Linked DNA regions of Homo sapiens: all the other regions are linked to region 2. Evidence: chromatin contacts called from ENCODE Hi-C or POLR2A ChIA-PET data. All regions are on one chromosome and are shown on one strand. The core of a region is the stretch at or near the end of the contact, and the rest is flanking DNA. Distances in the headings are between cores, read along the strand shown. Region 1 holds the start of PTENP1-AS (PTENP1 antisense RNA). Region 2 overlaps UBE2R2-AS1 (UBE2R2 antisense RNA 1). Region 3 overlaps UBE2R2 (ubiquitin conjugating enzyme E2 R2).

Evidence for each region. Hi-C counts contacts between places; a loop is a spot of excess contacts on that map. ChIA-PET counts read pairs that join two places held with the same protein, here RNA polymerase II (POLR2A). Pooled maps may share reads with other maps.
Region 1: a loop to region 2 is called in a pooled map, with 2.6 times the contacts of the local background. The contact joins the promoter of PTENP1-AS here to the enhancer-like site in region 2. A Hi-C loop is called at or near these places in 1 of 37 single-sample maps with no recorded cell type and 2 of 50 pooled maps.
Region 3: a loop to region 2 is called in a pooled map, with 2.4 times the contacts of the local background. The contact joins two enhancer-like sites. A Hi-C loop is called at or near these places in 1 of 50 pooled maps. POLR2A ChIA-PET finds 5 or more read pairs at or near these places in 3 of 52 experiments (AG04449, AG04450 and activated CD8-positive, alpha-beta memory T cell).

What each region holds. Positions count from the first base shown.
Region 1 is chr9:33,675,940-33,679,327 of GRCh38, reverse strand. It overlaps PTENP1-AS (PTENP1 antisense RNA), which reads right to left and starts at 2,060. Exons shown (of 4, transcript NR_103745.2): 1 at 1,819-2,060; 2 at 1,041-1,238. It also overlaps the pseudogene PTENP1.
Region 2 is chr9:33,777,259-33,780,656 of GRCh38, reverse strand. The region is part of intron 3 of UBE2R2-AS1 (UBE2R2 antisense RNA 1); the gene reads left to right. It also overlaps a transcript of PRSS3 not described here. Among named protein-coding and RNA genes, the nearest start is that of PRSS3, 17 kb to the left of the region's middle. RefSeq lists an enhancer at 1,515-1,574. Within about 2 kb of position 1,741, at least 3 of the 41 ENCODE cell types and tissues checked have a DNase peak (open chromatin) inside an H3K27ac peak, as active enhancers do.
Region 3 is chr9:33,869,978-33,873,474 of GRCh38, reverse strand. The region is part of intron 1 of UBE2R2 (ubiquitin conjugating enzyme E2 R2); the gene reads right to left. Among named protein-coding and RNA genes, the nearest start is that of UBE2R2-AS1, 53 kb to the right of the region's middle. Within about 2 kb of position 1,811, at least 2 of the 41 ENCODE cell types and tissues checked have a DNase peak (open chromatin) inside an H3K27ac peak, as active enhancers do.

The sequences.
Region 1 (3,388 bases), core at 811-3,310, 100 kb after region 2:
GAAAAACAATAGAGAAAATCAATGGAACTACAACCTGGTTACTTGAAACGCTATAAAATTGATAACACTTTAGTCAGACTGAACAAGATAAAAAGCAAGAAAATAGAAATTGCAAAGTCAGGAGTGAAAATGAAGAATACAATTAGTAACCCTATAGAAACATATGGAAATGTTATGAACAACACTATGTCAATGAATTTGACAACTTGGATGAAGCAGACATATTCCTAGAAAGACATAAGAGTAACTGAGAAAAAAAGCCACATGTCTGGATAGACATATTACAAGTAAAGAAGTATTTTAGTAAATAACACCATACAGAGAAGAGGTCAGCAAAATTTTTCTGTAAGGAGCTAGGTAGTAAATATTTTGGGCCATATGCAACCTCTGTCAGTTCTTTTTCTCCTATTCCTCCTCTTCCGTCTTCTAACACTTTAAAAGTATAAAATTTATTCTTAGTTTATTTATGAGTCATACAAATATAGGCCATGGCTTGACTTTAACATGTGAGCAATAGTTTATCACTCCATGTCATAGAGAAAAGCTCAGGACTAGCTGACTTTACTGGTAAATCCCATCAGATATTTAAATAATAATACCACTCCTACAAAAAAAAAAACTTTCACAAAATAAAGAATAAGATTATTCCTAAATTCATCCCAGTTCAGTCCACAATTTCCTAATTCAGCCTAACAGGTCAGAATTACTTTGATACTAATAAAAGAAATCACAAGAAAACTACAAACTAGTATGTCTATGGTCTCCATAAAATATTAGCAAACCTCATTTAGCAATATATAAAACGATTATATACTATGACCAAGTGGGATTTATCCTGCCAGTGGAAGATTGGCTTGACATCCAAAATCAACTAACGTAATATACCATATTAATAGAATAAAAAACATATCATATTATCTCAGTGTATGCAATAAAATAAATTTGACAAAATAACCTGTACCCAATCATAATAAAATCTCAACAAATTATGAACAGACTGAACTTTCTCATCCTGATTAACGGCATGAAAAAACACTCACCTTAAACATGAAAGCTTCAAAAGACTGAATGCTTTGCCTATAATTTTGGTAGCAAAGTAACAATGTCTGTTTTCACTACTTTTATTCAACCTTGCACTGGAGATATCAGACAGTACAGTCAGATAAGAAATTGCAATAAAAGGCTTCCAGGTTGGAAAGGAAAAAGTAGAACTCTTTTTAATCTCCGACTACATGATCCTGTATGTAAGAAAAACAAAAACAAAAACAAAACTCCTGTGAAATCTACGAAGAAACTTCTATAACTAACAAATCCATTTAGCAAGATGTCAGGATACAGTATGTATAACAAAAATCATATGTGTTCTAATACTAGTAATAATCCAAAAGTGAAATTAAGAAAAATATTTTTATAGTTGCAGTATAGAAAATAGCACTTTGCAATATATTAAACAACAGAAATATAAGACCTATACATAGAAAAAATATAAAATGCTGAGATAAGTTTTAAAAGATGAAAAAGAATGGAAAAAACATTCCATGATCATGGAGGACTCAGTATTGTTAAGATAGAAATTATCTCCAAATTTATCAATAAGTACACGGCAATCCTTGTCAAAATTCTAGTAGTACCTTTTGTAGAGATTGACTAGCTGATCCTAAACCTATATGGTGATACCTAGGACTTGAATAGTCAAGGCAATTTTGAAAAAGAAAAACACAATTAAAAGACTTACACTAGCCAATTTTAAAACATACGATAAAGCTGCAATAATCAACAGAGTGTGGTATTAACATAAGATCAACATAGATTACGAACCTAGAAGATGCTCTCCTCTCAGAAGCTGCAGCCGTGATGGAAGTTTGAATGTTGAGCCGCTGTGAGGCGAGGCCGGGCTCAGGCGAGGGAGATGAGAGACAGAGACGGCGGCGGCGGCGGCGGCCCGGCCCGGCCCGGCCTGAAGCCCCTCTCAGCAACCCGTGAGCATCCGCGGGGGCGGCGCCGGCAGCGGCGGCGTTTCTCGCTTCTTCTTCGTCTTTTCTAACTGTGCAGCCTCTTCCTCGGCTTCTCCTGAAAGGGAAGGTGGAAGCCGTGGGCTTGGGCGGGAGCCGGCTGAGGCGCGGCGGCGGCGGCACCTCCCCCTCCTGGAGCGGGGGGAGAAGCGGCGGCGGCGGCGCCCCCGGTGGCCCCGGCGGCTGCAGCTCCAGGGAGGGGGTCTGAGTCGCCTGTCACCATTTCCAGGGCTGGGAACGCCGGAGAGTTGGTCTCTCCCCTTCTACTGCCTCCAACACGGCGGCGGCGGCGGCGGCGGCGGCGGCACATGGAGGGACCCGGGCCGGTTTTAAACCTCTCGTCCGCCGCCGCCGCACCCCCCGTGGCCCGGGCTCCGGAGGCCGCTGGAGGAGGCAGCCGTTCGGAGGATTATTCGTCTTCTCCCCATTCCGCTGCCGCCGCTGCCAGGCCTCTGGCTGCTGAGGAGAAGCAGGCCCAGTAGCTGCCACCATCCAGCAGCTGCTGCCGCAGCCATTACCCGGCTGCGGTCCAGAGCCAAGCAGCGGCTGAGCGAGGGGCATCAGCTACCGCCAAGTCCAGAGCCATTTCCATCCTGCAGAGCCCCGCCACCAGCAGCTTCTGCCATCTCTCTCCTCCTTTTTCTTCAGCCACAGGCTCCCAGACAGGACAGCCATCATCAAAGAGATCGTTAGCAGAAACAAAAGGAGATATCAAGAGGATGGATTCGACTTAGACTTGACCTATATTTATCTAAACATTATTGCTATGGGATTTCCTGCAGAAAGACTTGAAGGCGTATACAGGAACAATATTGATGATGTAGTAAGGTTTTTGGATTCAAAGCATAAAAACCATTACAAGATACACAATCTTTGTGCTGAAAGACATTATGACACCGCCAAATCTAATTACAGAGTTGCGCAATATCCTTTTGAAGACCATAACCCACCACAGCTAGAACTTATCAAACCCTTTTGTGAAGATCTTGACCAATGGCTAAGTGAAGATGACAATCATGTTGCAGCAATTCACTGTAAAGCTGGAAAGGGACGAACTGGTATAATGATTTATGCATATTTATTACATCGGGGCAAATTTTTAAAGGCACAAGAGGCCCTAGATTTCTATGGGGAAGTAAGGACCAGAGACAAAAAGGGAGTAACTATTCCCAGTCAGAGGCGCTATGTGTATTACTATAGCTACCTGGTAAAGAATCATGTGGATTATAGACCAGTGGCACTGTTGTTTCACAAGATGATGTTTGAAACTATTCCAATGTTCAGTGGCGGAACTTGCAATCCTCAGTTTGTGGTCTGCCAGCTAAAGGTGAAGATGTATTCCTCCAATTCAGGACCCACACGATGGGAGGACAAGT
Region 2 (3,398 bases), core at 492-2,991:
GTCTCTTGAAGGCAGTGATGGTTGGGTCTTGTGTTTTTATCCAGTTTGCCACTCAATGTCTTTTAAGCAGGTGTTTAGCCCATTTATATTCAAGATTAGTATTGATAGGTGTGATTTTGATTTCATACCCATGTTGTTAGCTGGTTGTTATGTAGACTTGACAGCATAGTTGATTTATAGTGCCTGTGGGCTATGTGCTCAAGTGTTTTATGGCAGCAGGTTCTCTAGATTCCATATTTAGCACTCCCTTAAGGACCTTTTGTAAGGATGGTCTACTTAAAATAAATTTCCTCAGCATTTGCTTGTCTAAAAAGGATTTTATTTCTCCTTCATTTATGAAGTTTAATTTGACAGGATATAACATTTTTAGTTAAATTTTTTTCAGGATGCTGAAAATAGTCTCCCAATCTCTTCTGGCGTATAAGTTTTCTGCTGAGAAGTCTGTGGCTAGCCTGATGGGGTTTCCTCTGTATGTGACTTGACCCTTCACTCTAGCTGCCTTTAGAATTTTTTTTTCTTTTACCTTGACCTTGGTGAATCTGACGACTATGTGTCTTGGGGATAGTTGTCTTATATAGTAACTAGCCAGGGTTCTCTGTATTTCTTGGAATTGAATTTCAACCTCTCTGGCAAGATTAGGCAATTTTTTTGGTGTTTTTCAAATACATTTTTGAAATTGCTTACTCTTTCTCCTCCTATTTCAGGAATGCCAATGAGTCATAGATTTTATATCTTTACATAATCCTATATTTGTTAGAGGTTTTTTTTTTTTTTTTTTTTTTTTTTTTTAGACAGAGTCTCGCTCTGTCACCCAGGCTGGAGTGCAGTGGCGCTATCTCGGCTCACCGCAAGCTCCACCTCCCAGGTTCACGCCATTCTCCTGCCTCAGCCTCCCGAGTAGCTGGGATTATAGGTACCTGCCACCATGCCCGGCTAGTTTTTTTATATTTTTAGTAGAGACGGGGTTTCACCATGTTAGCCAGGATGGTCTCGATCTCCTGAACTCGTGATCTGCCGGCCTCGGCCTCCCAGACTGCTGGGATTACAGGCGTGAGCCACCGCGCCCAGCCAGTTTTGTTCATTTTTTAAATTCTTTTGTCTTAATTTTCATCTAAGTTGATTCAAAGAACTGATCTTCAAGCTCTGAGATTCTTTCCTCAGCTTGGTCTGTTCTGCTGTTAATTAATAATTTACAGCAGAATTTACAGCAGAATTGCATTATTAAATTCTAGTAGTAAATTTTTGAGCTCTAGAAGTTTATTCTGATTCTCAAAATGGCTATTTCATCTTTCAGTTCTTGGATCATTTTACCGGGTTACTTGGATTCCTTGGATTGAGTTTCAAATTTCTTCTGAATCTCAATGAGCTTCCTTTCTATCCAGATTCTGAATTTTGTGTTTGTCATTTCAGCTATTTCAGACTGGTTAAGAACCATTTCTAGGGAGCTAGTGATCCATTTGGATGTAAGGGGATGCTGTGGTTTTTTGAATTGCCAGAGTTCTTGTGCTGATTCTTTCTCATCTGATAGGGTTGGTGTTCCTTTAACTGCGGGGTAAGTTGAGTATGGTCAGTTGGATTCATTTCTGGATGCTTTCAGAGGGCCAGGGCTCTGTACAGAATCCGCATATGTGGGTGAATTCTTGCACCTGGTTTCACATCTTGCATATATAATTAGCATGATAATTTTAGTGTGGTAGTTTGTGCCGTGATCCAGTAGATGGCGCTTAAGAGTAATGGCCGATAGCTAGGCTAACACCCAGCTTGTGTGGCTCTTGTACTTTCTTGTTCACAGGCATGCTCTGAGGTGGGTGGGGGAGAGAGATGGCCCCCTCACAAGGTTTGCTCCTAGGACTTGTGGGGAATCACCTCCAATCCCTGGCACTGCACCTGCATTTCTTTTGTTAGGTGTTCCAGGCTGCAGGGGACTCCTGAGGCAGAGGCTGCAACAATCCATGGACATGATTTATACTTCTATATTTTAAAACTGTCTTTCATTTCCTTTAGCAACTATTTTTATTTTTCTGTATACAAGTCTTGCATGCCTTTTGCTAAATTTAAATATTTTGTTTTTAATATAAATTTAGGTTTTAAAATTGAATTATCCAATTGTTTACCATTAGTATACAAAATATAATTTTTATATGTTGTAATAATAAATTAAGGTATGCACTTATTAATTTGAGTAGTTAATGTATAGTTTTTTAAATATTTGGATGTAAGTAGTCCTTTCATCTCTGAAAAAGGTTTTCCTTATCCTTTGATCTTCAGCTTTTTAGTATTTTTCTTGTCTTTATGCATCAGTACAATATGGAATAGAAGTGGTTAAGAGTGAACATTATTGACTTCTTTATGATCTTGAACATGTTTAGTATTTAAGAAATAAAAATGGGAAGACGTTTAATATTTCTCTCATTAAGTGTGACATAAGCTGTTGGTTTCTTTCAGGTGCCTTTATTAGATTGAAGAAGTCCCTTTTTTCAACCTAATTTTCTGAGTGTTTTTATCATAAATGAGTTTGGGATTTTACCAAATTTTTTCTATCTGTAGGTATAATCAAATAGATTTTTTAAAATGTGTTAATAAGATGAGTTACATTGATTGATTTTTTTAATGTTAGACCAAACTGGCTCCTAGAATAGACTCTATTTAAATATTTGAATAATATTTTTGGATTCTGTTTTGATTTTTATTTATTGGCTTTTTGCTATACCTCTTTAATATTTTCAGGGCTATTCTGGAAAATAAAGAATGATACATTTAAAACTATTTGTCTACTTACTGTATTGTAGAAGTTTACTTAAAATATAAGAAATTTGCAACTAATAGATGTTTTTCCTACTCCCGTCCTTTAAGTTTTAGTGTCATTCTGTATTACATATATTTTATATATCCTATAATACAATGATGAAGTTTTTACTTTAACTAGTCTTACTTTTTTTTTTTTTTTTTGAGACGCAGTCTCGCTCTGTCGCCCAGGGTGGAGTGCAGTAGCGCGATCTCGGCTCACTGCAAGCTCCGCCTCCCGGGTTCACGCCATTTTCCTGCCTCAGCCTCCCGAGTAGAGTAGCTGGGACTACAGGTACCCACCACCTCGCCCGGCTAATTTTTTTTTTTTTTTTTTTTTTGGTATTTTTAGTAGAGACGGGGTTTCACCGTGTTAGCCAGGATGGTATCGATCTCCTGACCTCATGATCCGCCCGCTTCCGCCTCCCAAAAGTGCTGGGATTACAGGCTTGAGCCGCGGTGGCTCGACCTAAGACTCTTTACTATCTGACTACATTTCACTACTTCTTGTGCTCTTCATTTCTTCCTCACAATCCAAGCTTCCAACTGGTATTATTTCTTTTTTACCTAAGAGAATTCCATTGCCATTTACTATCATGTAGTTCTACTGCCAA
Region 3 (3,497 bases), core at 562-3,061, 93 kb before region 2:
TGGTTCTTTCTGCAGTAACCTTTTATTCAAGTTATCAATAAACTTTTGCTTAATCATGCTATCTGTTAAACTGTAAAAATAATAACTTAGTAATAGTTCATTATATCTAGAAGTCACAGTTGGCTGTCCAGCCCTAAATGACCTAGGAGACATTTTACCATTGCTGTGCTAAGGGGTGGGGGAAAAAAACAGCAGCACAAAATTAAAGAGAAAAATGACTTTCATTTACCTACAGGTCCATTTAATTAAGTTAAAGTAGTATCTATGATATTAGATCTTTTTTTTTTTTTTTTTTTTTTTAAGACGGAGTCTTGCTCTGTCGCTCAGGCAGCAGTGCAGTGGCGTGATCTCTGCTGACTGCAACCTCCACCTCCCAGGCTCAAGCAATTCTCCTGTCTCACCCACCCAAGTAGCTGGGATTACAGGTGCCTGCCACCACATCCAGCTAATTTTTGTATTTTTAGTAGAGATGAGGTTTCACCATGTTGGCCAGGCTGCTCTCAAACTCCTGACCCCAAGTGATCCATCTGCCTCAGCCTCCTAAAGTGCTGGGATTACAGGTGAGAGCCACAGAGCCCGGCCTGATATGAAATCTTAACCATTTATTTCTGAAACCGTTAAGCAAGTGTACTAAAGCGTTATCTGCTAACCAAATTCATACACACACCAAATCTTTTTTTTTTTTTTTGAAATGGAGTTTCGCTCTTGTTGCCCAGGCTGGAGTGCAGTGGTGCGGTCTTGGCTCACTGCAACCTCCACCTCCCAGGTTCAAGCGATTCTCCTGCCTCAGCCTCCTGAGTATCTGGAATTACAGGCATGTGCCACCATGCCCTGCTAATCTTGTATTTTTAGTAGAGACGGGGTTTCTCCATGTTGGTCAGGTTGGTCTTGACCTTCTGACCTCAGGTGATTTGCCCGCCTTGGCCTCCCAAAGTGCCGGGATTACAGGCGTGAGCCACCATGCCTGGTGCCTCGATTTTTAAATATTGAAGTTTACCATTTAAAAAAATTATCATCTGTAACTTCCTCTCAATTTTGCTGTTAACCTAAAAACTGCTCTGAAAGAGGGTCTTTTTCTTCTTTTGAAACAAGGTCTCACTCTGTCACCAAGACCAGTGCCATGGCATGATCACAGCTCACTGCAGCCTCAATCTTCTGGGCTCAAGTGAATCTCCTGCCTCAGCCTCCCAAATAGCTGGAACTACAGGTATACACCACCACGCCTGGATAACTTTTTTTTTTTTTTGGTAGAGATAGTTCCCCATGTTCCCCAGGCTGGTCTCGAACTCCTGGACTCAAGAGATCCCCCTGCCTCAGTCTCCCATGGTGCCTCATGCTTGTAATCCCAGCTTGAGCCACCATGCCCAGCTAAAAAAATAGTCTTTAATTAAAAAAAAATTATTCATGAGGTAAAGTTTTAAATTTGACCTATATATCAGCTGTCTCAAGAAATACAGGAAATAGGCCGGGTGCAGTGGCTCACACCTGTAATGCCAGCACTTTGGGAGGCTGAGGCAGGCGGATCACGAGGTCAGGAAATGGAGACCATCCTGGCTAACATGGTGAAAACACGTCTCTACTAAAAAAATACAAAAAATTAGCCATGCATGGTGGCACACACCTGTAGTCCCAGCTACTCAGGAGGCTGAGGCTGGAGAATTGCTCGAACCCAGGAGGTGGAGGTTGCGGTGAGCCAAGATCACGCCACTGTACTCCAGCCTGGGCGACAGAGCGAGACTCCGTCTCAAAAAAAATAAATACGGAAATGAATCTGAGACGTCACTCAATAGAAGCAATTGTTACAGAAGTTAATTACAATCTTGAGAGGCTCTTTTTCGGGCAACTCCTTACATCTTTTTTGACTAATACGCAAACTCATAAGAACAAGTACTTCCTCTAGTCCATCGCAAATAGAATTAAAAATAAATAAATAAAAAGAACAAGTACCTCCAAAATACATTTCTGTACCATTACCACATATGTTCTCCCTAAAATGCCTGAACCACTCACAAGCATATCCTATTTAAATTAATTTTTAAAGTTTCAACTCACCCTGACAATGGACTAAGTGTACCCTCAATGAAATCACCGAACTCATCAGACACCTATTTTTAGTTATACAAACACTATTTATGTAAATATTTTCACTTATTCAATTTCTCAACATATTGTTAACTGAAAACCAAACATGTTACCATGTACCAATATGGGAGGTAGGAAATAAACATATTTAGAACACTATGCCTGAATGGCTATGTTTTAATTAAAAGACAGGCATGCAAATAAATGATTACAAATTAAGTGCCTCAAATGAAATCTCTACTAGTTGCTTAAAGAGCACAGTGAAATAAATGCCTAATTCTGGCTGAGACATTCAGGTAAAATTTACAAAGGGGTACTACTTGAGCCAAGTATTGAGGCCAAGGTGAAAGGGACCTTACAGGCAAAGGGAAAAATAATGCAGAAAGGCTTACACATGTGAGCAAAGACAGAGGCAGTTGGAATAAACACAAAACGTATTTTTGAGACACACAGGAAGTATAGTCAATGAGACTCTGTAATTGATTTAATATTGGGATTGAGGAGAAAGAAAAATTCAAGGACAACTCTCAGTTTTCTATATTGAGGAAATAAGTGAACAATGACAGATCCAAGTAGTGATAAATAATACTCATTAAGTGCTTACTATATGTCAGCCATTGAGCTAACTGTATCACTTCACTCAGTTGTGAAATTAACAGTTAAGAAAATATAGACATAAATGCATATGACCTATTTATTGAGGAGTAGATAATTTTCCAGTCATCTATGACTACCAAAAAGCATTTTCCCATTTATCATTTTGTCTTCTTGAACCACTTTATTTCCTGGGGTTCTCCAATTTCACTGTCTCCTAATGCTCTAACTTTTCTACTCACTCGTTCTCATACTTCTTGGCTCCTCCCAAGATCCTCTTTTTAATTTAATGTACCCTCATCATAACTTTCCTTGGTTTCCTATTCTCCCCAAACATAGTACATTATAAAAATAAAAGCCGGGCATGGTAACTCACGCCTGTAATCTCACCATTTTGGGAGGCCGAGGTGGGCAGATCACCTGAGGTCAGGAGTTCGAGACCAGCCTGGCCAACTTGGTGAAACCCCATCTCTACTAAAAATACAAAAATTAGCTGGGAATGGTGGCATGAGCCTGTAATTCCAGCTACTGAGGAGTCTGAGGCAGGAGAATCGCTTGAACCCAGGAGGCAGAGGTGGCAATGAGCCGAGAGTGTGCCACTGCACTCCAGCCTAGGTGACAAAGCGAGATTCGATCTCAAAAAAATAAAAATAAGGCTGGGCACAGTGGCTCATGCCTGTAATCTCAGCACTTTGGAAGGCCAAGGCGGGTGGATCACGAGGTCAGGACTTCAAGACCAGACTGACCAATATAGTGAAACCTAGTCTCTACTAAAAATACAAAAATTAGCTGGGTGTGGTAGCACATTCCTGTAATCCCAG